Regions from separate parts of the Mus musculus genome. Here region 2 is linked to region 1. A link is a loop called in an ENCODE intact Hi-C map of the cell type or tissue named here. Cell type or tissue: left cerebral cortex. All regions are shown on one strand. Each heading gives the region's core, and the rest is flanking DNA. Links, peaks and the distances in the headings are about the cores only. Region 1 has its middle 120 kb from the start of Gm31652. Region 2 overlaps A230057D06Rik (RIKEN cDNA A230057D06 gene).

Region 1 (16,172 bases), core at 4,605-12,604:
ATTTCTTATGTTAGAGTATACTTTATGGAACTTGTACATTAACCAATACTTAAGAAAAAAGCCTAGTACTTACTTTACTTAATGACTATCCTGAACACAGCATCTGGAACAGTGTCTTGATGGAAATGGTAACAATGTGTAACAGATGACTTTTAAAGTGGTAGATATTAATAGGTATTTATTATCTGTATATATTAGTATTTCACTTATGTTTATGGAAATTCATTCTTATAACTAATATTTGAATTATTTTTTTGAAATCATGAAAGTGGATACGGATATTCAAAGATTTTTTTTCTTTTACTGAACATTAGAATTACCCTTTAGTCCTTTCTCATTATTTTATTAATGTAGTAGTACTTTATATGAGCTCTTTATATGTGTTAAGTTATTCCTACATTTTATGTCACATTTACATTATAATTGTATAAAAAGTTTTATATCTTTTGGATGGTTTGAATTGGATTTGTTACTATATTAATTAATTTTGTATTATTATTTGTTGTTTTTATATAAAATATTTTAAATACTGTCTTTTGACTTTTCAAACTCGCAGATCTTCATCTATACCTACCAATAAAATTTCATCCACCCTTGTTTTTGTACAAGGCAACTATCTATGTATTTGTTTTGTCCTCCCAACGATAACAACAAAATAACAATGACCAAATAAAACACCCAACAAAGCAAAAAAGTACAAAAATAAAATAAATCAATTACCCAGAGGAGAACAATAAAACAACAATGGATCTGTTTTAGTGTTGGAGTCTTTGGGGACTGCTTTGGATTGGGGAATGTGGTTGTTATAGTCAATAGCACTATATTGGGAAAAATGAATTTTGCTTTTCTATAAAGCAGCTATCAATTATAAATAGTGTCTTTATTAAGGATGGTACTTTGTGTCTACTTTCCTTTCTTAGTACTAATATTTTTATCTGTTTTGAACCAGTGATGACCCTGTGTGTTATGCTATAGTCTCATAATTTCCTATATTCATCACTGGGGAAAAATTTGATGGATACATCCCAATGAAGACTTGGTACTCTGAAGTTTGTAGACGTAGGTGATCTCATAACCATACACTCATAGATAACAAAAATAAACAGCTGTTATTAAAGAGGGAGGCAGTAGATGAGGTTAGATGGAATAGTGTACTAGTGTTTAAGGTGTAGATATTCAAGGATAGGTAACTAGGAATATTTTTTAAACAGAAACCAATCAAATAATGGCATTGTATAAATTATTTTATCAAGATAAATGGTTATTAATAAGTAATAGCATGTTATCCTAAGTATGCACACATGTGTGCAACATGAAACTGTATACACACATAAAGAATTGTTGAGAATGTACAACAAATTTATTTTTCTAAAATAAATTCTGTAAATTATTTCTTTATCATTATGTCACTGAAGAATATTCTGTTTTAATTGGATATATTTCTGGCAAAGGGATTGGACCCACCATTGCTTTTTACAATCCAAGCAACCTTTTGGAAGTAATTATAATAGATATAAATGTGTCATATACTAGTATAATTCATTGTTATAATCATAGAACTTGTATAAACTGGTATCATCATATCAGAAATAACACAAAGCAAGTTTCACTTGGTTACCCAGAGTCACAATAAAAAAAATAGCAAATAGAAATTAACACATGCCTACAGATATCCATGATCTACTCACATTCAGACTGCAGTTTCATGATCAGTAATCAGGCACTAGCGACTTTTTTGTCTCTGTTAATTGAAAAGAAAGCTCAGAATAAATAGCAGTTTTTTTCTGTCTTCCATTTTCTGTTTTCTGAGGGGAGGGAGCTATAGATGAATCAGCAGTTCAGATCTTGATCACCAAGCTTTTGATTTCTCTTTCTATTTGAGTGCTCTTTCTTGACTGGTTTATAATCCACTCATGTTTGAATGCAAAAACTCCTCCAATCACATAAAAACCAATAAAACTGTCAGTAGTGAGCTTTTTTACCAGTCAATCGCCTCGCTGTAATCCAGGACTCAACTGGTTCTGGGTATTTCCAAAGCTGGCCTATGGCATAGATGTTCAAGAGAAGAAAGACTATTCCTGAGATCTATAGGATACAGAGAAAATGGAAAGTAGAAATAGTTCGTTTGATTCACAGGATTAAAGTTCTGAGTTATGAAATACTATCTCCTATGTAAGAAATGTGTGTATGCCTCTGAAGCCATTCATTGTGTTTTTAGATATGACAGGAGATTTGGGGAGTCTGAGAGTCTTGCATCATCTTCAATGGGCATGAACCGTTTTCGGAATAAATTTCTGAAAGAAGACAGGGATTTGTTGCTTATTACATTCCCTTGGAGAATCCATTATGGAGAACTGCTACAGCTCTAAGGCTCTTGAGGTTCATAATTAGCCATGCCCTGGCTCTGACGGTCTCTAACCACCAAGTTCTACACACAGAACTATCTAACTGCACTAACAGCTGAATCCAGCCCTCTACCCTACTGATTAAAAAGAATAAGCTCTGAACTTGAAATACTGGAAATTTCCAGAAAGCTCTGCCCACAATGAACTTAATGGAAACCCTGCCTTCTATTCAGTTATCTGCTTCCTCTAGACTGAGTACAGGAAGCCAACCTGTGGGTCTTTCCCTCTGAATAAATGTGAGGGCATGGCCCAAGAGGATTCAGAGGAGATGAATTTAGAAAGAAGCAGTTAATAGATAGTATCACCCCCTTTCTACCCCATATTGTTCATTAATTATAAACAAAAGGGAAGAATTGTAAAGTGCTTGGGGCACACAAGTGTCCAGCCTCTTTCTCTAATGAACTCCAACCACCATGTTCCTCCAATAGAACATTCTACCTATCCTAGCAGCTAGATTCTATCACAGCAATATTGTGGAAAAAAGCTTTTTCTACAAATCCTCAATCTGAAAATCTCCAGAAAGCTCTGCCCCCAGAAACATTATATAATCCTGGCTCAGTTCTCTGCAGGATCTAGCCTGAACAGTGATAGCATTCATCCTGAGTATTTTCCTTCCAATAAATCCTTTCTGTACGTTTTAATATGGGCAGTGCCTTTCTAGTATGCTTTAGTTCTCAGATGTCAGGATACATTTCCCCCCAGAGCTGTAATATTCGCAAACACAGGGAGAGTTCTTATCTGATGCATTGACAGCATCATGTCTTTGAGTTGTAGGATTTTCACACATTATTGTCATAATTGTCGCATAAGTTTCTCTCTGACCAAAGAAATATAACACTGGCAGTCTTATTTGTAATTATTCTAGTGCCAACAATGGACTCAGAGAATTAGTTTTTCCAATTTATGTTATATAATCATGGATAAATTGTCATTGAACATTGACTAGTATTAGTTTTTATAGTTTTTCATTGTTCCTTATCTACTGTCCTTTTATATAAGATCAGGTAAGAAATGAGAGCACACCTGAAAAAATGTTCAGCATCCTTAATCAACAGGGAAATGCAAATCAAAGCAACCCTGAGATTCCACCTCACATCAGTGAGAATGTCTAAGTTCAAAAACTCAGGTGACAGCAGATGCTGGCAAGGATGCAGAGAAAGAGGAACACTCGTCCATTGTTGGTGGGATTGCAAACTTGTACAACCACTCTGAAAATCAGTATGACTGTTCCTCAGAAAATTGGACATAATACTACTGGATGATCCAGCAATACCACTCCTGGGCATATATCCAGAAGATGTTCCAACTGGCAAGAAGGCCACATCCTCCACTATGTTCATAGCAGGCTTATTTATAATAGCCAGAAGCTGGAAAGAACCCAGATGTCCCTCAACAGAAGAATGGATACAAAAAATGTGGTATATTTACACAATGGAGTACTACTCAGCTATTAAAAATAATGAATTTATGAAATTCCTAGGCTAATGGGTGGACCTGGAGGGCATCATCCTGAGTCAGGTAACCCAATCACAAAATAACTTACATGATATGTACTCACTGATAAGTGGATATTAGCCCAGAAACTTAGAATACCCAACATACAAGATGCAATCTGCAAACATATGAAACTCAAGAAGAACAAAGACGAAAATATGGACACTTTGCCCCTTCTTAGAATTAGGAACAAAACACCCATGGAAGGAGTTACAGAGACAAAGTTTGGAGCTGACACGAAAGAATGGGCCTTCTAGAGACTGCCATACCCAGGGATCCATCCCATAATCAGCCTCCAAACACTGACACCATTGCATACACTAGCAAGATTTTGCTGAAAGGACCCAGATATAGCTGTCTCTTGTGAGGCTATTCCAGGGCCTAGGAATCACAGAAGTGGAAGCTCATAGTCAGCTATTGTATGGATCACAGGGCCCCCAATGGAGGAGCTAGTGTTAGTACCCAAGGAGCTAAAGGGATCTGCAGCCCTATAGGTGGGACAACAGTATGAACTAACCAGTACCCCACAGAGCTCGTGTCTCTAGCTGCATATGTATCAGAAGATGGCCTAGTCAGCGATCATTGGTCTTGCAAACTTTATATGCCTCAGTACAGGGCCAAGAAGTGGGAGTGGGTAGGTAGGGGAGTGGGGGGAGGGTATGGGGGACTTTTGGGATAGCATTGGAAATACAAATGAAGAAAATACCTAATAAAAATACTAAAAAAAGAAAAAGAAAATCAACTGCCTCTCCATGATATAATTTTAGTATTTCGTAGTTCCATTGAATGAAATTTACCCAACAGATTTCATTGTTGTTCTTTGAAAATCAATCTCCCACTGATAGACCACTACTTCTTCATTAGCATTATGTTCAAACTGATTAATTCTATTCCATATGCATTTATGTGGTTATACAACTTTGTGTGAATAATTTTTTGTGATCAAATATTTTTAATATTAGGTATTTTCTTCATTTGCATTTCAAATGCTATCCCAAAAGTCCTCTATACCCTCCCCAACTCACCCACTCCCGCTTCCTGGCTGATTTTTAGATGTCAATCACAAAGTCTTTTCAATTCCATATATCATATATTATCAAATGTTCTGCTGTATCGTCTGTAATTTTATTCTGTCTAAGATTTTCTTCTTATGGACCATTCTGAAAAGGAAAGTATTTAAGAAAACTAATGATCAATTTATATACTGTACATTCAGCTCTATAAAAACAAGAAGTAATAAAATACTTCATTAGTAATAAATATCAAAGTAAGACATTTGCCTGTCTCACAGAATGTTTCATTGATACCAAAACCTGCCATTAGTAAATATATGGTGCTGTAAATATAGAGAAGAAAGATAGAGAAATGAAGGAAGAGGAAAGTAGAGGAGTTAACAACATGATTTATTATTTTCCCAGCTTTAACACAGGGCTCTATTTGTAGCAGCTTTAGACAAGTAAAGCATAAACTCAGAAGTTCTCAGGTTGTCTAAGCAGGAACTGCTATACTGTTCTTCATGAACAGGAGGAACTAGGTACCTGAACATCTCAAAACTTGGAACTATTTTCATTAGAATCTGGAGATCAACTCAAGGAGTTAGGTACATGAATGGATCACTTTTATGGAGTTGGAGGAAGCAGAAACAAATAAATTGTTTAAGTTTTCTGCACTATTCTTATTTGAATTGAATATTCATTAAGTCTGATTACATTAAGGCTGGTGAGGACTTATATTTTTTATGTATATAGTTATAAGGACTATATTCTTTTTTTTTAACTAAGTACCTAAAGATGACTTCATAATTAAGTGAATTTTTTTCTTTTTTTTTTTTTTTAGGATAAAGTAGATTTTATCCAGGACATGGTGAGGGGAGTTAAGAGTGTTGTACAGACAGAGAAATACAGAGAGAGGGAGAGAGTAAAGAAGTACAGGCTGGCTATGAGCACATGGAGAGAGGAAGGAGGGAATGTAGAGAAAGGGGGAGGAAGAGAGCAAGAGGCAAGAGAGAAATGCAAGAGTGTGTAATTTTTTCTAAAACATATTTTACTATATCATGCCATTTAGTAGCTGAGCAATCTATTTTTAAAGGAGAAACATATAGTATATAAATATTTTATTCTATAAATATTAAATAATTATATATATATGGGTGTGATATATATACATGTATACATATATATATATGTGTGTGTGTGTGTGTGTGTGTGTGTGTGTGTTTGTGTGATAATATATATGGGTGTGATATATATATATATATATATATATATATATATATATATATATACATATATATATATGTGTGTGTGTGTGTGTGTGTGTGTGTGTGTGATATGTTAGGCAGAGAGAAATCTTAATATGGATATTCATAAGAAATGACACATACTCTTTTCTTCATCACCTCACCACTACATTATCCCAAAGTAAAATATTATTGATGCCTCTAAGAATGGCAAGTGCTCAAAGAATCATGAAATGTTTCAAAACAAACCCCACCTCTACACTATGAGATCTATATAGACAATGACAGTGAACAGGAAATCACTTTATTAAGTGATTCAAGTGATTAAAAATGTTTTAAACTAGTTGTATCTGAATGGAAAATATAGAATTTATTGCATGTTTGAATTTTCCATTATTTAATTATTATGCTTATTATCTGTCTGTCTACCTGTCTCTCTCTACCTACCTACCTATTTATCAATATTTATATCAATCATCTATTTGTTTCTGTTAAACCAATTGTGTTCAACTAGTTCTGATCATACATACATAAGTATATAGTCATTGACTGGTACTTTGGTATCCTAAAAGGAGTGTTTCAGACCCCAATAAATATTTGTCTCTATCCATCATTCATCTACTGCACATATTATTAGAGCATATAAGAGAAAATCTATTTAAAGAGCCCTTCTATGCTCAGATGTTTATTTCACTTGATTTTGCATGGTTTTATGCTGGATACCAGCACTAAAATTCTGAGTATTAAAGTAAAATAATTTTACTTCAAGTAAGAAGACAACAGATTCCTCAACCTTGTGACATGACATCAAAAATGATAAAACTTGGAAACATTTACAGTCATCCCAAGTTAGGTCCTACACAAGCCCTACCAATAACAACCAAACCAAAACCAAAACCAAAACAAAACAAAACAAAAAAAAAAACAAAATAACAAAAAACAAAAACAAACAAGAACAAAACAAAACAAAAAACAACCGGGGAAAAAAAAAAAAAAAAAAAAAAAAAAAAAGGTCAGATTACTTGGGTGGGAGGCTGGAAGTGATAGCATCTCACATCATCTCATACATACCTTTATTTTCTAACAACCCAAGCTACTACAACATTGTAAAATAGAAAAGACATGAACAATTCTTTCTTTATGCTAGCTGCTTCGTTTTCTTTGCTGTTGTATATTGGCATTTAGAATTTTTTTCAAGTTATTCTGACATTAACAAGTTAAGCATTCCACTATCAATAAAATCTAGGTAAGTTAGGTGAATTATTGACACATTGTGCATTTGATTGCTTACATTTTGTAACTTTGATAAAAATGAGTAAAAAACTTTGATAAAATGAGTAAAAGTGAACACTTACTCTCATAAGCACCTTCCATAGTTCCGTGTCCCCAAAATTCTCTGTCTCTCAGATCCATTCCTCTTCCATTTCTATTCAGAAAAAAATAAAAGAAAAAATCCTAAGTCAAACCTGGAGAAAAGGTTACAATGATATGAAGTCACAAATCCTCATATTATGCCTGGACTAGGTAACTCAGTAGGGAAAATAAAATCATCATGAAAAGAGGCAGAGCCAGGGGAAGTCCAAAGAAAAGGAAGGAATAAGACATGTAGGAGCAAGGATGAAAAGGATACTATGAGAACACAGCACACATATCTGTTTTAGAATGGTTCCTAGTGGCTCACAGAAACTACAACAGACTATTACAGGAGATTACAACAGATGCAGTGTGGGTCTGAGTTAGGTCCTTTGCATAAACATTATGTGTGTGTAGCTTTGTGTTCTTGATGGACTCCCAAAATTGTGCAATGTCTCAGAGTCTTTAGCCAGCAAAAGGTTTTGTTTTTGTTGTTGTTGTTGTTGTTGTTGTTGTTGTTGTTGCTGCTTTGTTTTATTTTTGTGTGTGTTTTGTTTGTTTTGTTTTATTGTTGTTGTTGTTTTTTTTTTCAAATGAGGTTCCTATACAGGAAAGATAAGATTTAGAATTATGTAATGCTACTGGCATTGGATGATCATCTTCAGAGCTTCCCATATTAGTAACTAGTAAGTACTTCAAGAGTAGTAAAAACCAATCAGTCCAACATGGTAAGGATAACCAAAGGATATAAAACTCTGAATGTATGTATTTAGACTGCTCTGCTCTGAGCACTTGATCTTATTCCTTTGTAAATTCTGCACTCCTATATTTGAGAGCATGTAGTATATCCAGTTTTACTTTTATCCTACTCCTCACACTACATCTCTACCTTTAAGAGTCCCCATTAGTGTACTACTATTTTGTTCTATTTAGTTAGGGTCTTTATAAATTAAAGGAAGTAATGTCATCTTACTGGTAAACAGTATTATTGCAAATGTCGCCATAACATATTATGAACCACTGTACCATGATGACCCTTAGAACTATTAAAGCTTTCATCCCAATTAGATACCCCTTTCTAGTATGACTTACATCTTTCCTTGTTAAAGTTTCACAGTCTCTATCATTATTTATCTTGCAGATGCTACTTGATCTAACCTTGGACACTCAGCCTCATGGTTGTGCAGTAAAATAAAATATGAAATGTGGATATTGATAAATACTTTATGTTTTAAACTGCACAGTCATTAGCACATAGTAGAGGCCCAAATGCATGCTGGACATGGGGTTTTCAAACTTGTTGACCGAGATTGAAAGAAATACTGAGAAGCATATAATTCACTGATTCCATTATTTGTGCTGAGATAAAGGTGTGAATCTCTAAGAGGAATCAGCTATTTCTAAGAAATTACTCCATCCTCTTCCTCTAACGGGAAAATTATAAGCACCAAATTCAAAACTGAGAGAGAAGACCAAGCTTGACTGTCAGCTATGGTTGACAATTCTAATTTTTCCTCTGAAGTTGTTACAAATTACTCTCTATGCAGTAAAACTGACATCTTGTGGTGTTTAGCTGTACTAGCATGTGAAATATCTTAATTATATAAATTAGCTTAATAACTATTTCTATCCACACAAAGAAGAGGAAAATGACTCAAGATACATGTACCTTACTTTTCAGACTTACCTGCCCACCTCTTCTAGCCAAATCTTCTCAAAATGCTACACCTCAAAGATGGAAGTGTAATGGCTTAGAGAGGATGAATGAGAGTTTTACACACTAATTAAATAAGTGCCTCATACTCATCCCATTTTTCCAACATTAATATGTGGACAAAAAATTGATGCTAACAGATCAAATTTACACATGCACTAGTTTCCATGGAGTATATTTATTTTTAATATCTCATGACTTGTGATATTTTTGAAACATGCTCAGAATGATGATGGACTTCAAAAATCATTAACCAGATTCATCATCTCTGCAGTTCTACTATTAACTATAGGATAGCGGCTCAGGCTTTCGCCTCATTGTTCTACTTAGTGACATTTTTGTTTGGTTGGTTGGTTTTGTTTGTTTGTTTTTACATAGAGAGCATGATGATCATCTCTGAGTATTTTTCAGATTTGGAACCTCAGAGACTTGCATGTGTTCCTGAAGAATCAATCATAAAACATTAGTTCACAAAGGGTACAAAGAATAGGGTTTGCTATAGAATTCTTGGGAGCTTATGTGGTATGATGCACAAATGAAAACTAACAAAGTTATCAGGAATGCTAAAATAGGCGTTGTCTTATAATATTAAAATATAAACAGAAGGTAAATGCTCATACCTTTAGAGGTTTTCCAGTTGTGAAAGTCAATGATAAGAGTGGTTTACTTCACTATCAATTGCTGGCTAATCTAGATATGTGTAAATCAGTAAATGGTGTTATCATCTTTGCTGGTTGACTTCCAGGTATTGAGAAAACATTCTGATTACTGAGGAAGTTGATTTATTTGTATATGTGATTGGCAAAACAAACAACCAACCAAACCAAATCAAACAAAACAAAACAAAAGAAAACAAAAACAACAAAAAACAAACAAACAAAAAACCACAAAAAAACCTAGGACTAACCCAAAAATGTCTATTCTTGGGAGCTAACACCAAAAATCCCAGTATGAACCACTAACTACACTACAGAAAGTTAAGCCTCAAATCAAGAAACAGTTATGGATTTTGGATATTTCAATCTAGAAGTTTAAGGTCAGTATGTGTGGTTAGAAGGCATGCAGAGCCTTTTAAATAATAACACTAGAAGTGCCCATCTGCAAAAAGGCAAGGAACTTGCTCAGGATCACAGAACTAATGCAGGCTGATTTACACTGTCAATAAACATCTGTCTGCTTTAAGAAAAAAAAAGTGCTACCTAGTACAATAATGGCTTGAGTGGTTAATTCAGAGAATGTAAGCTCTTATTGCATTAAATGTCCATTCCATAGGGCAAAAATCACAGGTGGTATGAATCACTTAGTGAAATACTTGTGACCAAAGAATTGATGGGCCCCAGTGAAGGGCCCCAGTGAAGAAGGATCTGCTATAAATTGGTTACATGTAGTACCTGCTATAAAGTATTTTCTCTGCATTTGTGTATACAATTATGGGCTTTTCCTATATTCCATATCGATAAATACAGATTTCCATGTCTTAATTTTCATCATTTCTGTCAATTATTCTTAATCATGTCTATCCCCAAGCCACCTCTTTTCTCAAAGCATGGCATTTAGACAAAAACCACTATCTAATCAAGTACCCAAGAAAATCTTATACCTGATAATATGTTTCTATTGGTATTTATATATCTGTTTGTGTCCACAAACGTGTGCAGGGACATGCAGGCTGGAGCCAGAGGAGGATGCCTGGTGACCTTCTCTATTACACTGCAGCTGTAGTGTGGAAGCACTAAACAAGCTCCAGTAATTCCAATTTACTCATTTTTGCGGAAAACACTGGGAACATGCATGAATAGGAACATTTTGGCTTTACACACGACTTTTAGAGAAGAAATCACTAGTCTTTTTAATTTTTCAGAAAGTGTTTTATTCACTGTTGAAATTGGTTTTCTTAAGACCTAAGGACTGCTTTGGTTTGCATTGCAGGTGTTAAAATGTCTCACAGATCAGTCCTCTGCACCTCCACAGCACTGTATGAGTGAACAGAAGACACACAGATCCCCCACTTTCTCCCATGCAAATCCATACAGGAAAGGGAAGATATCTACAGATTCACCAGCTGTTACACAGAAGTCACTCAGAGGCCTGACGGATATGACATGTCCTACCTGGCGTGTGAACCACTACACTGTGAAAATGTGTGGTGTACCCAAGGGAGAGAAAGAGATAAGGAACAGTTTGAGCATTATTAAAAGAGGTGGAACTGGATATGCCAGGGTAGAGAGAATAGCCACTTTTGAGTAGCCAGCCCCTCCACTTGAGAACATGGTCATGTTCCTGCCCAAGCTGCTGCTGAAGGTAATGTCTGAGTCTTTGTCTACACAGTGGCAGGGCTCAGTGTCAATATATGTGGCTAATACTATCACTGGAAAACATGGGGTTAGTGTTCTGGGCAGCATCAGGTCCCACATGGATGTACATTTGAAACCTGTGTCTCCAAAAGAGGGACATGGATAGAAGTAGAAACTTCTGCCCCCAAAATAGGGGGAGGGAATAGAATATCAGCATCTATAATAGGGAGTTGATGGGAAACTTTAGGCTGTGGATTAACAAGGGCACTTGTCTAGAGTCTGACACTCATGTCAAGTGGATCCAAGTAGATTTTCTGAAGCTTACAGGAATCTTGATTTTCAGTATGACTATAGAACATGAAAGGGGAGTATGTTCGCTTATCCAGAATACTTATCCGGCTAAACACCACATACCTATGACTTTAGATCATATAGTGGAATGGTTTGCCAGAGTTAGCCTAATATTTATCATTATGCCACTGATCACTGTTGAAACTCTGAGGTTTTGAGATTCGAATACAACATAGGGAGGGAAAGAAATCTGAACAGTTTTTATTCTTTTAATATAGCTTAAATAATTTTCTTATCACCATTAGTCAACCACTTACATTTACCAACATTAAAACACCTTCTTTTATACTAAAATGTTTTCTTTATGCCCTTATAAGCTTCTGCTTCCTCACACCTACCTTAAATTTTTCATATTTTTCTATCTAATTATTTGTCATGAATTACATACAGGTGTTTGTATAATGGAAATAGTAACTGTAAAGTGAGCTTCTTTAGAGAAAAGAGTAGTAAAAATAAGGTAAACCAAGTACTAACAGTGTAAATAAATAATTGTATCTCATAGACACTCTTCATGGTACCAAAACTCTACTTCTTTACATGACTCCTTCAGTCCTGAACCAACTGCAACTTAGGCTTTACCTTCACCAGTAGTCTTTCATGGCCCCTCACAGTGCCAAGCCTTGAGGTACTTTCCATTAACCCTCTATTCCTTCAGTAATATACCATCTTGGTGATACCAAGTCTGGCCTCCATCATGATGTCTATCTCTAAAGCACAGCTTCTCTGTGCTCTCAGAACACATTTCCAAAAAATATTTTAACCCCAGTGATGCACATCTCATCCTAATAACTGCTAATTTCTTAGATTTACTTAAAAAATAATCAATTGTCCCTGTAATCTCTTCTATTCTTAACTCTAAAGTCAGTGTTAAATGACAAATCTACTGTTGTTGGAACTGGAATATAACCCCCTTTTTCTATTGCATCATCTCCAGCTGTCTGTTTTCCAATTGCTTCATTACATAGTATGTTCTGAACCTTGCTCTATAAACTGATCTTGAACTCAGAGGCATTTATGTCCTATCTCCTGAATCATGGAATTAATGGCATGTACTTAAGCATTTCTTTACCATTTCACAAGACCTTCAAAAACATGGCCACTATGCCTCAAGCTCTGGACCACAGGCATTCCCTCCATTTCTATATTGTAGTTCATTCCAGATATAGTCAAGTTTACAGTCAAGAATAGCCAAAAAATTCCAACACTGGCCAATTTGACCTGCAGTCATGCCTTCTTATATTCAAATTAAAATAATAACCAGGTTACAATAATGCCTAAGGTGATATATCCCTTTTGTGCAAATGCAGATATACCTTGCTTTTAGATAACCAATCCAATATCCTGTTTAGCTCCTTAAATAGAGAATTAAGCTTTATTCCCCTTCCTGGTATCTCTTTAAATCTCCAATCATACATTTTTATTTTTCCTTTATACGCTTGCTATGCTTGATCAAAACAAACCTCATAAGCAAGAGCCACTGGGCTAAGTTCCTACTTTGCTTTTTTGAGACTTCCTTTGCCAATGCACTTAACATAAATCTCTTTATCTCAGCCTCAGTCAGACTCTACCATAGGAAAAAGCTGCCACATCCTTTGCCAACATATCATTAGAATGATCTCTTGGAAACACACTAAAATTCTTCTTCCTTGACACATATTGAAACGGGTCTCCAGATTTAAAATTACCTTCAGAACCAATGTCTTCCATATTCCTACTTAAGCGGCCCATTAAGTCCCATTTGAAGCATTTCATTGTTGTCAAAACGCAATGCCCTGAGATGCACATTCTGCCCAACAAACTATGGTTAGGCCTACTATAGCATTGACTCTGTCTGTGGTACCAACTTCTATTTTAATATGTGTTTTGTTAAAAAAAAAGACTATGGTAACTCTTATAAAGGAAAACCTTACATTGCATCCGACTTACAGTATCTGAGTTTCAGTCCATTTATAATCATGGTGGGAATCATGGCTGCAGTCAGACATAGTGCTAGAGGAGCCAAGAATTCTATATCTTGACCTGAAGATAATCAGAAGGAAACTGTCTTCCATTTGCAACCAAAAAGAAAGTCTCTTTCATACTGAGCATAGCTTGGACTTGAAAGCCCAACCCCAGTGTGACACACTTCCTACTACAATATCACCCCTATTAAAATAAGGCTACCCTCCTCATAGTATCACTTACCATATGCCAAACATATTCAAACTACCAGAAAGAGTGACCATTAACATTAGAGTAGCTGGGCATGGTGGCGCACACCTTTAATCCCAGCACTCAGGAGGCAGAGGCAGGCAGATTTCTGAGTTTGAGGCCAGTCTGGTCTACAAAGTGAGCTCCAGGACAACCAGAGCTATAAAGAGAGACCCTATCTCAAAAAACCAAACCAAAACAAAACAAAACAAAAAAACAAAAAACCAAAACCAAACCAAACCAAAACAAAACAAAACAAAACAAACAAACAAAAAACCAAACTTTAGAGTAATCTATAGACATTAGAGTAATCTATAGACAGTAACAAATAAGCAAAAGAAGAGATATACCTTGTATATTTTAAAAGTTTGCTTTTAGACTGAGTTCTTACTGGGAAAATAAAAATGAAAGAAAATAAAGAGGCCAAATTCTGTGCCTATTTTGGCAGGCACTCAAGACTAATGTGAATATCTGGACTTATTGATGATAAAGCTGTTAGAGTAAGACAAGTCTACACCTGTATGGGCAATTAACCAATGCTATTTGCTTAACTATTCTTACCATTTTCAATCATTAATTGCCTATCATTACCCACATAGCCTATTACATTTTGCAAGACATTCAATGTAGGAATACATAGCTTCGGTATAGAAAAATCACTTTCTAGTTCATGGATCTTCAATATGGAGAACTCTACATAGTTTCATATGGTTAGGGACTGTTACCTAATTGGGAAGGGAAATAATAACATTTCCATGGATCATCAATATAGAAGAATATATATATGACATGTAGGCAGTTACAAGGACACTATGTGTCCAAAGGATAATAAGGACTTTTTTTAAAAGACCCTGTATTACTTTATCAATATTTATCTTCTTTGTGTGCAACAAATTATCTACATGGTTTCACATTTTTCAATTGAGTATTTTATGTATTTACATTTCAAATGATACACACTTTCATAGGTTCCCCTCTTGAAACCCCCTTTCCCATGCCTGCTTGCCCTGCTTTTATGAGGGTGCTCCCCCAACCACCTACCTACTTCCAACTCACCATCCTAGCATGCCTCTACATAAAGCCTTCAAAGGACCAAGGGTGTCCCCTCCCATTGATACAAGATAAGGCCCTTCATCTTCTACAGCTCTTCCTCTAACTACTCCATTGTATTCCCTGTGTTCTGTCCAATGATTGGCTGTGAGCATCCACATGCCTCTCAGGAGACAGCTGCATCAAGCACTTATCAGCAAGCACTTCTTGGAATCTGCAATAGTGTTTGTATTTGATGTCCAAATGTGGGATGGATCCCCAGGTAGGACAGTCTCTAGATGTTCTTTCCTTCAGTCTCTGCTCCATTCTTTGTCCGTGCATTGACTTTAGACAGAGAAATTCTGATTTAAAATATTAGAGATGGGTGAGCACCAAACCTCAACTAGAAGACAATGTCTAACCTCTGGATATGGTCCTGGCAGATTATACCTCAGGTTTGTGGGGTACGTCAGCTAATGTCATCCCTGAGATGGTCCTGCTAGCCTCTTGTATTGCTGACATCTGAGATTTTCTTTTTGCTAATCCCAGTTCCCTTACCCCATTGCTATATATCTCTGTTCAATTTCCTGACCCTATGTACATCTCTTCCATCTCCTGCAATATCTAATTTTCTCCTCTTTTTCCCTCCCCCTCTTCTCCTCCTCCAAAGTCCCTCTAATCTTCTACTTCCCTTGATTATTTTGTTCATCTTTCTAAGTAGGACTGAAGAATCCACACTTTGGTCTTTCTTCCTCTTTAGCTTCTTATACTCCATGAGTTGTATTGTGGTATTCTATTATTATAGAATTATAAGTATTATATCCACTTATAAATTAGTACATAGCATGTGTGGTGGCCTACCTGGCCATCACTGGGAAGAGAGGACCCTTGGTCTAGCAAAATTTATATGCCCCAGTACAGGGGGAATCCAGCGCCAAGAAGTGGGAGTGAGTGGATAGGGGAGCAGGGTGGGGTATAGGGGACTTTTGGGATAGCATTTGAAATGTAAATAAAGAAAAATATCCAATAAAAAGAAAGAAAGAAAGAAAGAAAGAAAGAAAGAAAGAAAGAAAGAAAGAAAGAAAGAAGGAAGGAAGGAAGGA
Region 2 (16,172 bases), core at 3,636-11,635, 310 kb before region 1:
CATAGAAGCAGATTGAGGGGGTAGGATATGGGGTTTCCAGGAGGGGAGGGGAAACCAGAAAAGGGGATAACATTTGAAATGCAAAAAGTAGAAAATTTCCAATTAAAAAAAAAAAAAAAGAAAGGAAAGAAAAAAAGAGAAACGCTAATGTTGTCTTATTCCAGGTTAATTCTATCCTGATTTTCAGACAAGTCATAATATACAGACCCCCAATTGAGAAACATGGTGTTGTCAATCACCACCTTAAAGATACTATACTAATCATAATAGGTCTGGAGTTATGTGGCCCATTGCTTCAGTACTTGTTCAAAATAAGGGCAATCTGGGCCAAAATAATTGAGAGCTTTTCTGATCAGTGCCAAGTCTGCCAGAAGAGTGGGAATCCAGGTCATGCTCACCACATTACAGCCTAGATTAACAGGGAAAGCCTCGTGGTATATCTGAGGATAATGAGGCACTGAGGGAGAGGCAATGCATCATGAGGAAAGAACATCACAGGATGGACTACTGCAGGAGTGGCCACCAAAAGGCAAAGTTCTCCTAATCACACCAGGGCTAATCTGGGGGTACCGCCTGTCGGGTAGGAGTGGAAGGGCTTGTGTGTGAAAGACCTCGGACAGCAGGTTTAGAGGACAGCTTCAAGTCTGATGGCTAGAGGGCTGGAGCAGAGATGTGTGCATCTGCATCACTGAGATCATCCTGTTTGCCCAGAGAAGGCAGGATGGTTTTTAGTAATGGAAAGGTGAATATTAGACTGATCCTGGCAATGTTTGTTACGGGTAGCCAACACTTCCACTGGGGAAGAATTTTTTTTTTTTTTTTTTTTTTTTTTTTTTTTTTTTTTTTTGGTTTTTCGAGACAGGGTTTCTCCATGTAGCCCTGGCTGTCCTGGAACTCACTTTGTAGACCAGGTGGCCTTGAACTCAGAAATCTGCCTGCCTCTGCCTCCCAAGTGCTGGGATTAAAGATGTGCACCACCACGCCGGGCTAAGTTCTTATGATTGGTGATGACAGCAGTGAGAATGGGCACAAAGATTAGGGAAGGATAATCCCAGACCATCTCTTGCTTGCAGGCAAGCAAAGAACATACATCCAGATGTCAGGGTCCAACATGTACTCCGGAGAAATCCAGGGAGCCAAAAAAAGCAGCCTCCTCACAAAATTGGTCCAGGTCATGAGGGTTATTAGAAGGGTATTCAGTACCCTAATCTGGGGTTCCTTGATGATGGATGGGATGGCACACATAAGGACAGGGTCAAACAATAGACATATGTCAGAAGTGTTGAAAGTCAAGTACTAATCTGGGGACTCACTTGGGTTTTGCTCAAAGGTTGTATGCCTCCAAGATGTGCCTGCGAAGGAAAAGGTGTTCTGGAACTCCCAAATTTTTCTTTGAAGTTTAAAAATCTCTTAGTTGTACTTTGTAATATCAAATAAAGTACTGCTTTGAAGAGTACAGACACAGAGCACAACCATCTTCTTTTAGAAGCCAAAATACAATTTTAACAGTATAAAAATTTAGTGTTTCTAAAATCAATAGCAAGTGTGTTATTTTTTTTTTTTATTTACAAAGTTTAGCAGCCAGGTAGAAAATGTTGTATAGAAGTACATGGAGGGCAGCTTTGATATCTCATTGAAGAAATGTTGTATTTAATCCTATCTTCCATGAGTCTGACTTCTTAGATAGGAGAGGAATTACATAAAGTATTTCCCAATATAAAATTATCTTTATAGACTATTTTTGGTTCCCTCATGTCATGTTTTATTGTCCAGAATGGCTCCCATCTTGAGTTACTTGTTTTAAGCTAACTTTTTGTAACAGGCAATGAAGTTTGTTAGCCATCCACAATAATTTAAAAGCCAATAATTGAAAATAAGGATATACAGAATATAGTAAACTTATACATTTAAGACCAGTCAAAAGTTAACATTGTAGTGGCCACATATATTTATACTTTTAAAACAGATAGTCAAAATTTCCTTATTTCCTTCTGCTATTTCAGGAGTGGAAATACTTGCTACCTACTGAATCTATTTCCCATGGGCACAGCAGTTCTGCAGCTGGACTAGTCATCAGCTTGCTTACTAGAGGAAGCTGAGGAACTGCTGGTACCCCTTTAGGAGCATCCTGTACAGATCAGGCAGCTTCAGACTTGCTTTCAGCTTGATTCTTACAGGAGGTATAGCTTCTCCAGCAGTGCTCAGCTCCTAACTGTGGGGGCAGGGCTCCAAGAACAGCACCAGATTATCTGGGTTTTTTTTTTTCTTTTTTTTCATTTTGATTCTGTTGTTTTTGTTCGTTTGTTGCCTTGTTTGGCTTTTGCTTTTAAAAATTCCTGAGATGGGTAAAGATTAAAGAAAGGGCCTGATGGTCAGTAGATTAAGTTTGGCCCATTTTCTAAATATGAAACAGTGCAAAAATGAAAGGAAAGGAAACTATAGATACAAAGTGACAGAAAGGAACAATCTGGCTTGCCCAGAAACAAAACCAGAAGTGCCCCTAATTGGAAACCATTATTGCCTAGGACATCTCTGGAACACTCTGATAATAGGAGCAATACTGTATCCAGGTTCTCCTTTTCTGGTCCTCAAATATGCACAACATCCAGAAAACAGAATACAAGTTTACATACAGAGGTCAAGATGACTGAAAAACAGTCCTGGGTCCTTCTAAGTTAGCTTTGGTATTCAATTTGTAGGTGATTCATTCCCATACAAAGCACCAAATTTTGGGGTTCATAAAACCAAACAACCAAAGAAGTCAGAAGAATCCACCAAAGCAAGATCTTTATTTGAATTTGGCAGCAAAAACTGACCAACTGGGGATCTTTACTGATTGATCAGGTCCACAGAATATATTTGGGAGAACTGTGAGTCCAAAAAGAAATTGTGCAGCACCTTTTCAGGGATGAAAGAGAAAAGTGAGGAGGAGTGAGTTGGGCTGTAGTTTTGTTCAATCACATTTTGACACATGAGGTTGAGCAAAGGAAGAAACTTTGATGACTGGGTCTTATACAGGCCACCTGATTTCTTTTTTTTTCATTTTTTATTAGGTATTTAGCTCATTTACATTTCCAATGCTACATCAAAAGTCCCCCATACCCACCCACCCCCACCCCCCTACTCACCCACTCCCCCTTTTTGGCCCTGGCGTTCCCCTGTACTGGGGCATATAAAGTTTGCAAGTCCAAAGGGCCTCTCTTTCCAGTGATGGCCGACTAGGCCATCTTTTGATACATATGCAGCTAGAGTCAAGAGCTCCGGGGTACTGGTAAGTTCATAATGTTGTTCCACCTATAGGGTTGCAGATCCCTTTAGCTCCTTGGGTACTTTCTCTAGCTCCTCCATTGGGAGCCCTGTCATCCATCCATTAGCTGACTGTGAGCATCCACAGAAACCTAGGATACCCAAGATATAAGATACAATTTCCTAAACACATGAAACTCAAGAAAAATGAAGACTGAAGTGTGGACACTATGCCCCTCCTTAGAAGTAGGAACAAAACACCCATGGAAGGAGTTACAGAGACAAAGTTTGGAGCTGAGATGAAAGGATGGACCATGTAGAGACTGCCATATCCAGGGATCCACCCCATAATCAGCATCCAAACGCTGACACCATTGCAGACACTAGCAAGATTTTATTGAAAGGACCCAGATGTAGCTGTCTCTTGTGAGACTATGCCGGGGCCTAGCAAACACAGAAGTGGATGCTCACAGTCAGCTAATGGATGGATCACAGGGCTCCCAATGGAGGAGATAGAGAAAGTACCCAAGGAGCTAAAGGGATCTGCAAACTTATAGGTGGAACAACATTATGAACTAACCAGTACCCCGGAGCTCTTGACTCTAGCTGCATATGTATCAAAAGATGGCCTAGTCGGCCATCACGGGAAAGAGAGGCCCATTGGACTTGCAAACTTTATATGCCCCAGTACAGGGGAACACCAGGGCCAAAAAGGGGGAGTGGGTGGACAGGGGAGTGGGGGTGGGTGGGTATGGGGGACTTTTGGTATAGCATTGGAAATGTAAATGAGCTAAATACCTAATAAAAAATGGAAAAAAAAACGAATAGGATTGGATGCCCTCTTCTGGTGTGTCTGAAGAAAGCTACAGTGTACTCATATAAATAAAATAAATAAATCTAATAATAAATACATACATACATACATACATAAAAATAAATTTTAAAAAAGAAAAAAAAAAAAAGGATGGACCATATTGAGAATGCCAGATCCAGGGACCTATCCCATAATCAGCCTCCAAACGCTGACACCATTGCATACACTAGCAAGATTTTGCTGAAAGGACCCAGATATAGCTCTCTCTTGTGAGACTATGCTGGGGCCTAGCAAACACAGAAGTGGATGCTCACAGTCAGCTATTGGATGGATCACAGGGCCTCCAATGGAGGAGGTAGAGAAAGTAACCAAGGAGCTAAAGGGATCTGCAATCCTATAGGTGGAACAACAATATGAACTACCCAGTACCCCCAGAGCTCGTGTCTGTAGCTGCATATGTATCAGAAGATGGCCTAGTCGGCCATCACTGCAAAGAGAGGCTCATTGGTTGTGCAAACTTTTTCTGCCTCAGTACAGGGAAACGCCAGGGCCAGGAAGTGGGAGTGGGTGGGTGGGGGAGTGGGTGGGGGAACGGGTAGGGGAATTTTGCGATAGCATTGGAAATGTAAATGAAATAAATACCTAATTAAAAAAACAAAATAAAAAAAAAAAAGATAAAATTAAGAAAAAAAAAAGAGAGAGAGAGAGAGAATCTCATACAACCTAGTCCTTTTCTTCCATAGAGACCTCAGAAAGAGAAACATGAACATGCTGCCTCAAAGTGTTATGTGGACCTGGGCTTTTAATTTTATTTTTTGAAGACAGGAGCTTAGCACAACTATTCTCTGAGAGGCTCTACACAGCAGCTGACTGAAACAAATGCAGATGCCAGTGTGGTTTTACATACTCTTGTCAGTTGTTCTTTGCGTTTTGACAGGTTTTGGAATTTTTTCATGGTCTCTGTCTGCTTTACAACTAAGCTACCATTCTGAGGAATACTTATATCTTCAAGCATAAGAGTGTATCATTAAGAGTGTCAGAGATCAGCTGGGCATGGTAGTGCACACCTTTAATCCCAGCACTCAGGAGGCATAGGCACGCAGATTTCTGAGTCAAGGCCGGCCTTGTCTACAAAGTGAGTTCCAGGACACCCAAGACTATACAGAGAAACCCTGTCTCGAAAAACAAAAACAAAAAAAACCAACCAACCAACCAAACAAACAAACAAAAAATGAGTGTCAGAGATTGGTACTTGCCGATGGGATGGGTCTCAATTTGGACAAGTTAATGGTTGATGATTCCTCCAGTCCCTGAATTTCTTTTAGACAGGACAAATTGTGGGTGGAAAGTTTTCTGGATAGGTTGGTTTCCTTACCTTTCCACTGTGGCTCTTACCTAGCTACAGGAGGTGTCCTCCTCTGGTTCCATGTCCCTAGTATTAGGCATATTGGTTATGGTTACCTGCACTGACTCTTAGGAGCCTCCCTCATCAAAATGTCTGTTTGTAGGCATTAACACTTATAGCAGAGTTAGAAATTTTATTTTTTCAGACAATTAGCAGAAATAGTTTCTTCTCTAGGGTCTATGACTTCACAAACCATGAGTACTTGTCTAGGTTTATAGTAGCTGACATGAAGTCTCTCTTTATCTATGATATAGGTCTGCAATACTCATAATAAATGTTGTGTAAAATTCAGGTGTGCTTTTGTTCTTAGAAAACAGTAACACCCTTATAGGGGATAAGATTCAGAGAACTGTAACACTTCAAACAGTAGGAAAATCACTGAGTTTACCTAGAACCTTTGTGTCCTTTGTAAATTTTACAATGATATGCTATTGAGTAGAACTACTACAGGCATTAGTGACACAAAGACTAAATAGCATCCTAGTAAGAAGTTCTAAAGCCAACTTTACTCGGAAGTAGATTGTGGGACATTAGACAGCCTGGTTTCCTGTAAAGGCTAGATCTTGAACCCCCAGAGAACCCAATGTGTGGTAATTCCCACCTACATGGGACAGTAGGCATTTGACCATGTCTCCTGGACTCAAGGCTCCTGTCGTAGTTACTGCCCCCACAGGAGAAGTATGGCTGGTAGTCATGTAGACAATGTCCCAAGTTTCTGACTTTCAGGCTACACTCCTCCCCAGTTACCTAGAAACAGGAAAGATAACAGCACACCATAAGAGGGGGTGATTGGCCCCACCTCACTGTCTTACTCCCCTTACTCTTGCTCTCTCCTCTCACTCTCTTTCTGTCCTCTCTCCTCATTCTTTCTTACTCTCACCCTCTTACTCTAGCCTTTCTTCTCTCTTTCTCTTTCCCCTTTCTCTCCTCTTGGCCATGGCTTCTCTCTCTTCTCTCTCTCTCTCTCTCTCTCTCTCTCTCTCTCTCTCTCTCTCTCTCTCTCTCTCTCTCTCTCTCTCTCTCTCTCCTCTCTTCCCCCCTGCCTTTCTACAATAAAGTTCTAAAACCATAGACTGTCTCTGTTCATCAAGGCCCGCTGCACTTATTCTCGCCTGTGTAGGAATCTCCCTCCCTCAGCCCTCTCTTCCATAACCCTGGGGCTACAGGGTTGTTGCCAAAAGGCCTGGGTTGGGGGCTGCCCCTTGTCCACCCCATTAGAGTGGGGTCAGTGGCTTAGATGCACAGCTGGGGCCTAGTGGAAAGCATCTGGCAGGCCTCCTGCATCTGTCTGCCCAGATCACAGGGGGAACTCTGGCCAGATGCGGGCTATCCTTCCTCTTCCTCTTTCCCCATCACCCCTTTATTTCCCACATTAGATCAGTAATATTTAGGACTTAAACAGAAGACTGTGATGGAATATATAGGTCAATCCTCTCTGCTGCTGTTGCTCCAAAATATGTGTGGGATCAAAGTGGAATAGCAGAGACAACATTTGCCAATTTTCAAAGAAATCAATCAAAAATTCAAAAATAATTCTTTGAACTGGAAGTCTGTGGAGGGCATCATCAGAACAAAGAAGGGAGAAGAATAGATTTCTTTAGAATAATTTCTTTATAGTGAGCAGCAGTTGTTTCAGTGCGTGGCTTTTCATTTTAATGTCATCATATTCATGGCAGTGTCAAAAGCTCAGAAAGCAACTTCCTTTCTTAGGAAAATGAGCATCTGTGATTTTTTTCTAGGATATAAGGATTAAGAATAAGGCATAATGGTGTTAGAATATAGTCCCAAGTGTGGTGGCAGGAGTGTAAAAGGCACTCTTGAATTTCCATCAGCTGGAATTAAATAGAAAATTCTTATACCATATAATGCCAGATAAAATTCCAGTATGGCTGTGGCAGGAATAATGAAAAAAATATCCCACTAGAGTAGTTATTGGCATTTAATTAGCTGGAGGAAAAAACAGAGTGGGATTTATTCTGGGCTGCATGCTGTAAGATGCACATTCCAGTAGATGGTGCAATATTCATGCACACAGAGATGATGTGAATGATGTCAGTTGTTATTAGAAAGAACATAAGATATTTGGATGTAGAGGTGATAGTGGTGTTAGAAGAATTCTAGTGTAAAGAATGTTTGAATTTTTCTAAAGATACAGTATTAAAATATTTATTGAATAAAATATGTAATGAATATCAATTACACCTGATGGAGAGTAACAGAAACTATACTAAAGTGTTCATCTTTATGCAATACCACATAAGAACATGCAAACACACAAGACGTGTTGAAAATATTTATACCTTAAACATTTCATTTCTAAGTAACTGCCTCCATAATTATTTCTATATAATTATGACATTTTAAAATACACTATGCTAACAATATTTCTGGAATAAAGCTTGAACACATACCTTTTTACGATTTTTTAATTGTACTTTCTTAATGGCATTTTTAATGGCACTCAAATACACATAAGTGTACCATCCCATGTTAGAATTAATTCATATTAGCATGTAGGATAAAATAAATGACACAGGACATGTTTGGAGAAAACTTGATTTTACACCCCAGTATCAGAAACAAAAGGTTCCAGATAGAAATGGAGTTTTTGGTACATACCCAGGGACTAGGTCCAAGAATCCAGATAGATGCTGTGCCCCAGGTACCATTGGCTCATTTAGTTTGTTGTTAAGTAGACCAGAGTGAGAACTCAGGAAAATTAGGTTTTTCCTTTTTTCTCCTATTATTTTCACCACTTTTGCTGCAATAGATAGGAAGCAAGGAGAGACAAATGAAAACAAGGCATAACAAAGCAAAAACTGCATGGCCATGAAAAAATAAAAACAAACAATAACAATGGCAACAACAAAAACAGAAAAAAAACACAAAAATAAATACAAACAAACAAAAAACCAACTAAGTCCTGACTAATATCTCACAAGTAACAATTGTCTTTTGACTCCTACTTATAGTTTTGAGATCTCTCTCCTAATTAGTTCTCAATCCACTCTCTATTTCAATGCAGACAGAGGCAACGATAGCTAATTCAACTCCCTACATATAGGTTTTTACCAGTCAAGCTCCTGGATGGTATCCATCTCTCACCTGGTTCCAGGCTCTAGCCATGGCTTGACTGCATGTTGCTCAGCCCAGGATGAAGACATTCTCTAAAACCTGAGTAGAAAGAGGAAACCCAACATATGGAGGAAATTTCTGGCCTTCTCCCTGATCCTACTGAGTCACCTGCTCATGTCTACTCTGCAAAACATGTTCTTGCCTCTGAAAACACTGATTCTAATTATAATCCCATCATTCATGCTTCAGGATTAAAGTCCTCCATCATCAGAATCGAGTGTCATTTACTTATGATTTCAATATCTGACAGTGACCAGAGTTGTGCTGGTAGGGAAATTTTCTTGCATCAACAGTTGTGAGATTACTTGCTTTGAATTGAAACTTTTCCATGCGTGTTTTCTAAGACTCAAAATCTTCTGTACTGTCACCTGAATTTTTTACCTTAGCCATTCTGACTGGTGTGAGGTGGAATCTCAGGGTTGTTTTGATTTGCATTTCCCTGATGATTAAGGATGCTGAACATTTTTTCAGGTGCTTCTCAGCCATTCGGTATTCCTCAGGTGAGACTTCTTTGTTTAGCTCCGAGCCCCATTTTTTTAATGGGGCTATTTGATTTTCTGGAGTCCAATCACACCATGTCAGAAAAGTGAGGATTACAGCAGTGGTAAATTGAGAAGGCACATTAGCAGCAAGAAATTGTTCTGGGACAAAGATTGGACTTATCTTGTTCCAGGATTCAACCATCACAGCCATGCAAAATGGTGGGTCATCTCCAGGAAGTTCATTTTCCCAGTACAGCTTTTGTTTGGTGCCTTCCAGTTTACGTTCAGAAATCCCACAAAAACAATTAACTTGAAGATATGCTACATACACTAAGGATCTGGTGTTGACTCATCTTACCCCTGTACATGCTACCTTAGTCTCTGTGAATTCCCATGTGCCTGTATCATTTGGATTTAGAGATAACTACCTTACTTGGTTTCCTCTGTACCTTCTAGTTCTTATAGTATTTCCATACTTTCTTCCACCATGTTTCTCAGCCATGAAAGAATGAATTTGATGGAAAAGTCAGAGTTGGCCTGAGTGTTCTATAGCCATCCATAGTCTTCATAATGTCTAACTATTGCTCTCTATGTTTGTTGCTCTCTCCTAGGGGAGGAAGCTTCACTAAAAATGGCTGAGCTAGGCACTGATCTATGCATGTAGGAGAATATCATTACTAGTTATTTTATTTTGCTTTTGTGTGTGTGTGTGTGTGTGTGTGTGTGTGTGTGTGTTTCTTTTTACAATGTTTTTTGAGACAGGGTTTCTTTGTTTAGCCCTGGCTGTCCTGGAACTCACTCTGTAGACCAGGCTGGCCTCAAACTCAGAAATCCACCTGCCTCTGCCTCCCAAATGCACTGCCACTGTCTGGCTTTTTAAAAATCTTTAAATAGCACTAGACCTACACTATTTAGACTTGGTTTTTGGTTACCTAAGCCATGCTGGATGTGAATACTATCTCATAGGGTCAAGATATTGGTTGGTTACTCCCACAATAATACCAAAACGATTCCACCATAACACTAGCATATCTTGCAGGCAAGGGGCAACTATAGATTAATAGCTAGCTTGTTATTTTATATCTCTTCTGTTAGCATGCAAAGAACCATTTTGTATGAAAGACACTTGTTCATAGGAGCAAGGTCTCTATATGAACACCAGCTCTACATCTTTATCTTCTGTGTGCCATAGAATCTTTTCCAGTGACTATATCTATCAAGTTTTCTTAAGTAACCAGGTGGCCTTAATTGTCTGGATTTATCTGGGTCTTCAATTTGATTCCATTGATTACTGTGCCTTGTATCATTTTTCACTACTCATATGGGAGAACCCATCCCCAATCTCACAGGTATTCTCATAAGTATCACTTAGTCACAATGACATGTATAAGATGAAATCCCAGGTTCTTTGTATTTGTATTTACCATATGTCTAATGAACATTTCTTTACATATTTCTCAACAATTTGATGTACCTGTACAGATGATTCTGTTTGTATATGATCCCTATCGTAAAAATATGTTATTTTTGTTCTTGGTATATAGGGCTTATTTGAGTTCCTCATAAACTCAGAATATTTGTCCTCTATTGGATGCACCCATTCTGTTCTGTGTCACTTTCTCTGAAATATGGTGAGCATTATTGTGTGGAAACTTTTTGGTTTCATGAGGTTTCATTTATTAGTTGTTGGTCTTAGTGACTTTGTTAATCTTTTTCTCTTGTCATTTTCTGCATCAGAGATGTTAAGGCTACTTGTCACATTATCTTCCAATAGGTTCACTGTATTTGTCTTTAATGTTGAGATCTTTGGTATATTTGGAGTTGCATTTTCTGCATGTTCCTGAGTATGAGTATATTCAGCTATATTTTTTATCTGAAGTCATCCAGTTTGACAATGAGCTTTTACAAAAAAAATTATCCTTTTCCAGTGACTACATCAAGGTATCTTTTTAAGTAACCAGGTGACCTTGGTTGTCTGGATTTGTCTGTACCGTTAATTTGATTCAATGTGTCTGTTATGATTACTTACTATTCATATGGGAGCACTCATCCACATTTTTCAGTCTTTACTCTGGGCAAATGGACCTGGGTAGTTTAAAAAGATAGGTATTCCGCCAGTGTCTCCAAGCCTGTAAATAGCAGTAATACAAATGGTCTGTGCTTGAGTTACTACCTACAGGTCATGGCCACAACTTTCTGTTGCAGCTTCCCTTTGTGAATGACTATAAGTGTTAAGATAAAATTTACCCTTTAGTCATCACATTGCTTTTGGTTATAATGTATATCACAAACATAGAAAGAAGGATAATGGAGACAAAGTGTTGAATATAATCTTACAATGGTTTCATATAATGTTGATGGAAGAATATCACCTTAGGGAAATTTTGTTATTGGTAAAAATATTCTGGTGTATGAGAGAACAAAGGTTATTATGAAGTCTTAATACATGAAGAGATTAGAACCAGATACTAGCTATCCTGTTGCTACACACAACACTGATAATTCAACAGTAGGGTTTAAGAAAAGTCCCTTTCAGATTGCTTCCCAGATGCTGATTATCCATGAGAAGTTACTCTATTCTCTAGAGTCATATAACTTTCTGAAATCTACATTCTTCTTTAATGACCTATTCCGTAAATATTTCTCTGTTCCCTCCCACATATATGTATGTGTGTGTATGTATATATAAATTTTCTTACCATCATCTTTCTGTCTGTTCTCTTCCAGCATTCATTCAAGTTCCCTCAATTCTCTTGAGATTAAGCTTTTCCCACTGAGGCCAGACCAGGCAGTCCTCTGTTATAGATGTGGCAGGGGACTCAGACTGGCCTGTGTATGCTGCTGATTGGTGGATCAGTCTCTGGGCGCTCCCTGATTAGTTGAAACTGCTGGTCTTCCTATGGGTTCACCCTCCCCTTCAGCTTCTTCATTCTTTCCTCTAATTTAAACATTTGGGTCCCTGACTTCCATCACTGGTTGGGTGTAAGGCGTATGTCTTAGTCAGCTGCTGGAAGGACTTCCTAATGACAGCCATCCTAGGCTCCTAACTGGTAGCACATCATGGAATCATTAATAGTGTCAGGCCCTTGTGCCCCAGCCATGAGATAAATCCCAAGTTGGACCAGTCATTGAATCTAGGCATCTAATGTGATGATCATGTGACTATTTTCTTTGAGTTTGTTTGTACAGTTAATTGCACTGATGGATTTTTCTTTTTTTTTAATGGGGTATTTACTTCATTTACATTTTCAATGCTATCCCAAAAGTCCCACACACACTCCCCCACCCACTTCCCCACCCACCCACTCCTACTTCTTGGCCCTGGCATTCCCCTGTACTGAGGCAGTTAAAGTTTGCACGACCAATGGGCCTCTCTTTCCACTGATGACTGACTAGGCCATTTTCGGATTCATATGCATCTAGAGACACGAGCTTCAAGGGGGTATTGATTAGTTCATATTGCTGTACCACCTATAGGATTGCAGATCCCTTTAATTCCTTGGGTACTTTTTCTAGGTCCTCCATTGGGGGCCTATGATCCATCCTATAGCTGACTGTGAGCATCCACTTCGGTGTTTGCTAGGCCCCAGCATAGTCTCACAAAAGACAGCTCTATCTGGGTCCTTTCAGCAAAATCTTGCTAGTGTATGCAATGGTGTCAGCGTTTGGAAGCTGATTATGGGATGGATCCCCAGATATGCCAGTCTCTAGATGGTCCATCCTTTCGTCACAGCTCCAAACTTTGTCTCTGTAACTCCTTCCATGGGTGTTTTGTTCCCAATTCTAAGAAGGGGCAAAGTATCCACACTTTGGTCTTCGTTCTTATTGAGTTTCATGCGTTTAGCAAATTGTATCTTATATATTGGGTATTCTAAGTTTCTGGGCTAATAGCCACTTATCAGTGAGCACATATTGTGTGAGTTCCTTTGTGATTGGGTTACCTCACACAGGATGATGCCCTCCAGGTCCATCCATTTGCCTAGGAATTTCATAAATTCATCCTTTTTAATAGCTGAGTAGTAATCTATTGTGTAAATATACCACATTTTCTGTATCCATTCCTCTGTTGAGGGACACCTGGGTTCTTTCCAGCTTCTGGCTATTATAAATAAGGCTGCTATGAACATAGTGGAGCATGTGTCCTACTTACCGGTTGGGACATCTTCTGGATATATGTCCAGGAGAGGTATTGCAGGATCCTCTGGTAGTACTATGTCCAATTTTCTGAGGAACTGCCAGACCGATTTCCATAGTGGTTGTACAAGCTTGCAATCCCACCAACAATGGAGGAGTGTTCCTCTTTCTCCTCGTCCTCGCCAGCATCTGCTGTCACCTGAATTTTTGAACTTAGTCATTCTGACTGGTGTGAGGTGGAATCTCAGGGTTGTTTTGATTTGAATTTCCCTGAAGATTAAGGATGTTGGACATTTTTTTCAGGTGCTTCTCTGCCATTTGGTATTCCTCAGGTGAGAATTCTTTGTTCAGCTCTGAGCACCCAACATTCCTAGGATGAAGCCTACTTTATTATGAATGATAGTTTTGATGTGTTATCAGATTGCAAGAATTTGAGTATTTTTGCATCAATATTTATAATGAAGTTGCCCTGAAGTTCTCTTTCTTTGTTGGGTCTTTGTGTGGTTTAGTTAGAGTAACTGACTTCATAGAATGAAATGGGTAGTGTTTCTTCTGTTTCAATGTTGTGTAACACTTTGAGGAGAGTTGATATTTGAGCTTCTTTTGAAGATCTGACAAAATTCTGCATTAAGATAATCTGGCATTGGGTGTTTTTGTTTTGGGGTGTGTAGGTCATGAATTTTTCTATTTCCTTAGGAGTATGAGACTGTTTAGATAGTTTCCCTGAACTTGATTTAACTTTGGTACATAGTATCTGTCTAGAAAATCCTCCATTTCATCTAGATTTTACAGTTTTGTAAAGTATAGGATGTAGTAGGTTTTGATGAGTTCTGAATTTCCTCAGTTTCTGTGTTACATCTCCCTTTTCATTTCTGATTTTGCTAGTTTGGATACTGTTTCTGTGCACTTCAGTTAGTTTGGCAAAGGGTTTATCTATGTTATTGATTTTCTCAAAGAACCATATCTTGGTTTTGTTGACTTTGTATCATTCTCTGTGTTCCTAACTCGTTGATTTCAGCCCCAAGTTTGACTATTTCCTGTCAGCTGGTCCTCTTGTACTTGTTTCATTATTTCTGTTCTAGAGTTTTCAGGTATGCTCTTAGGTTATGATAGGTATGCTGTTAGGTCTCTAAAATGTCTTTGGGAAGGCACTAAGTGCTATGACTTTTCCTTATAACATTACTTTGATTATATTTGCATTTTCATTGAACTGTATAAAGTCTTTGATTTCTTTCTTTATTTCTTCCCTGACCAAGTTATCATTTAGGAGCAATATGGTATACATGTATATGTGGGCTTTCTGTTGTTTTTCTTTTACTGAAGGCCAACTTTAGTCCATGGTGATCTGATAGGATGCATGGGATTATTTCAATCTTCTTTATCTGTTGAGACTTGTTTTGTGTGTGATAATATGGTAATATTTGGAGAAGGTTGATGAGGTGCTGAGAAGATATATTCTCTTGTTTTCGGTGAAATGTTCTGCAGATATCTGCTAAATCCACTCAGTTCATAATTTCTGTTAGTTTCACTGTTTAGTTTCTGTTTCAGTGACCTGTCCATTGGTGGGATTGGGGTGTATGAGGTCCAATGTGTGCTTTGAGCTTTAGTGTGAATGTTCATGCTCTTGCATTTGGGGCAAAGATGTACAGCATTGAGAACTCCCCTTGGTGGATATTTTTCTTTGATGTATAAGAAGTGTAAAACATCTTGGGGAAGAATACTGTCATTTTGTAGTGGCCTACATAAATCTCAGAATAAATTTGGTACATAGACCAAAATCCTGAGAACCCAATTTGGAAATATAAAATAATGATACTACTTTTTACTCTATATTATCATAGGATACAAAACTTACATATAACCTAATAAAATCCATGATCTCACTTTCTATTTATAGTAGTCTAGGGTTAGTAATTTGAGCATATCTTATCTCCCAGGCAATAATAAGTAAGCATTACTTACCAATGCGATAGCAAAAACTTCAGACATGTCTTTAAGAACAAAGCCATCTATACCCTAATAAGGAATAAAAATTAACAAATTATACAATTTTTTAAAACTGGTAAAATCATATTTTGTGTTTTATATTACTCTTATTTTCAGGTTTACATTGTCATATCAAGGTTTTAGTGAGTAAAAACTTTGGCAATATGAATAGCATTGGTGACTGCTTTTAAGATATTAATATTTTAAGAAACATCTAAATGAAACTTATAAAGTAAAGTGACATAGATGAATATTATGCCTGAATTCTGATATTTTTATATACAGGAGAGTCCTCAGTTTGACTCTAATTTCAAATTATGTGGTGATCACACACACACACAAACAACAAACAATCAGAGAGACTTGCTTATTTTCTAATAGACCAATCCAGTATTTAGAAAAAAATGTTGAAACTGGAGGAGCACATAGGATAAAATCAGAGCTGGGAAGGAAGTAGAATAGATGGCTATACATAATGAATATCACTGTGGTCCTTAAGTTATATTTCTTATGTTGATATTTGCTTATATAATTTTAATTGCACAACTTAGTGTTGGCTCAGTCACCTACATGATGGCTTGACAATATGATCACCTGAAATTTATTTATAGGATACACATTTTAACAAACAGGTATACTGGTATTTACATGAAATTGTTAGAGACTAGAGAATGTTGGTAACAATACAATCTCTGAATTCTATTGGCCAGATTTCCCAGCCTCTTGGGAAAATTTCATAACTATTAAAAACATTATCTTAATCAGTCATTACATTGAACAAGTGATGAATATTTAAGTTTTATTCTTGAATTCGGAAAAAATGGGCTTGCCTGCCTAATTCTTATACCAAATTCACCAAGCTAAGGTTATAGTATATACTGAGGCAAGAATCTTGAAGCCCAAATATTTTAAGAGGGTCTAATATAGTTTATTGAGCTGAGAGAAAGGGAGAGATAGATATTCTCAGGTA

The links. A loop is a pair of places that touch in the nucleus more often than their neighbours do. Peaks named below come from ENCODE experiments on the same cell type or tissue, not always from the same donor. Only the 100,000 strongest peaks of a DNase experiment are listed, where the experiment ranks them.
Region 2: a loop joins it to region 1, with 7 times the contacts of the local background. A loop is called at or near these places in 3 of 42 quality-filtered maps.

What each region holds. Positions count from the first base shown.
Region 1 is chr7:61,448,871-61,465,042 of GRCm38, reverse strand. No RefSeq gene overlaps it. Among named protein-coding and RNA genes, the nearest start is that of Gm31652, 120 kb to the right of the region's middle. In left cerebral cortex, for the core only: a CTCF peak has its summit at 9,034 (motif pointing left); no DNase peak of the experiment used is centred there.
Region 2 is chr7:61,761,330-61,777,501 of GRCm38, reverse strand. The region is part of intron 6 of A230057D06Rik (RIKEN cDNA A230057D06 gene); the gene reads left to right. Among named protein-coding and RNA genes, the nearest start is that of Mir344b, 21 kb to the left of the region's middle. In left cerebral cortex, for the core only: a CTCF peak has its summit at 7,470 (motif pointing right); a DNase peak (open chromatin) is centred at 7,386.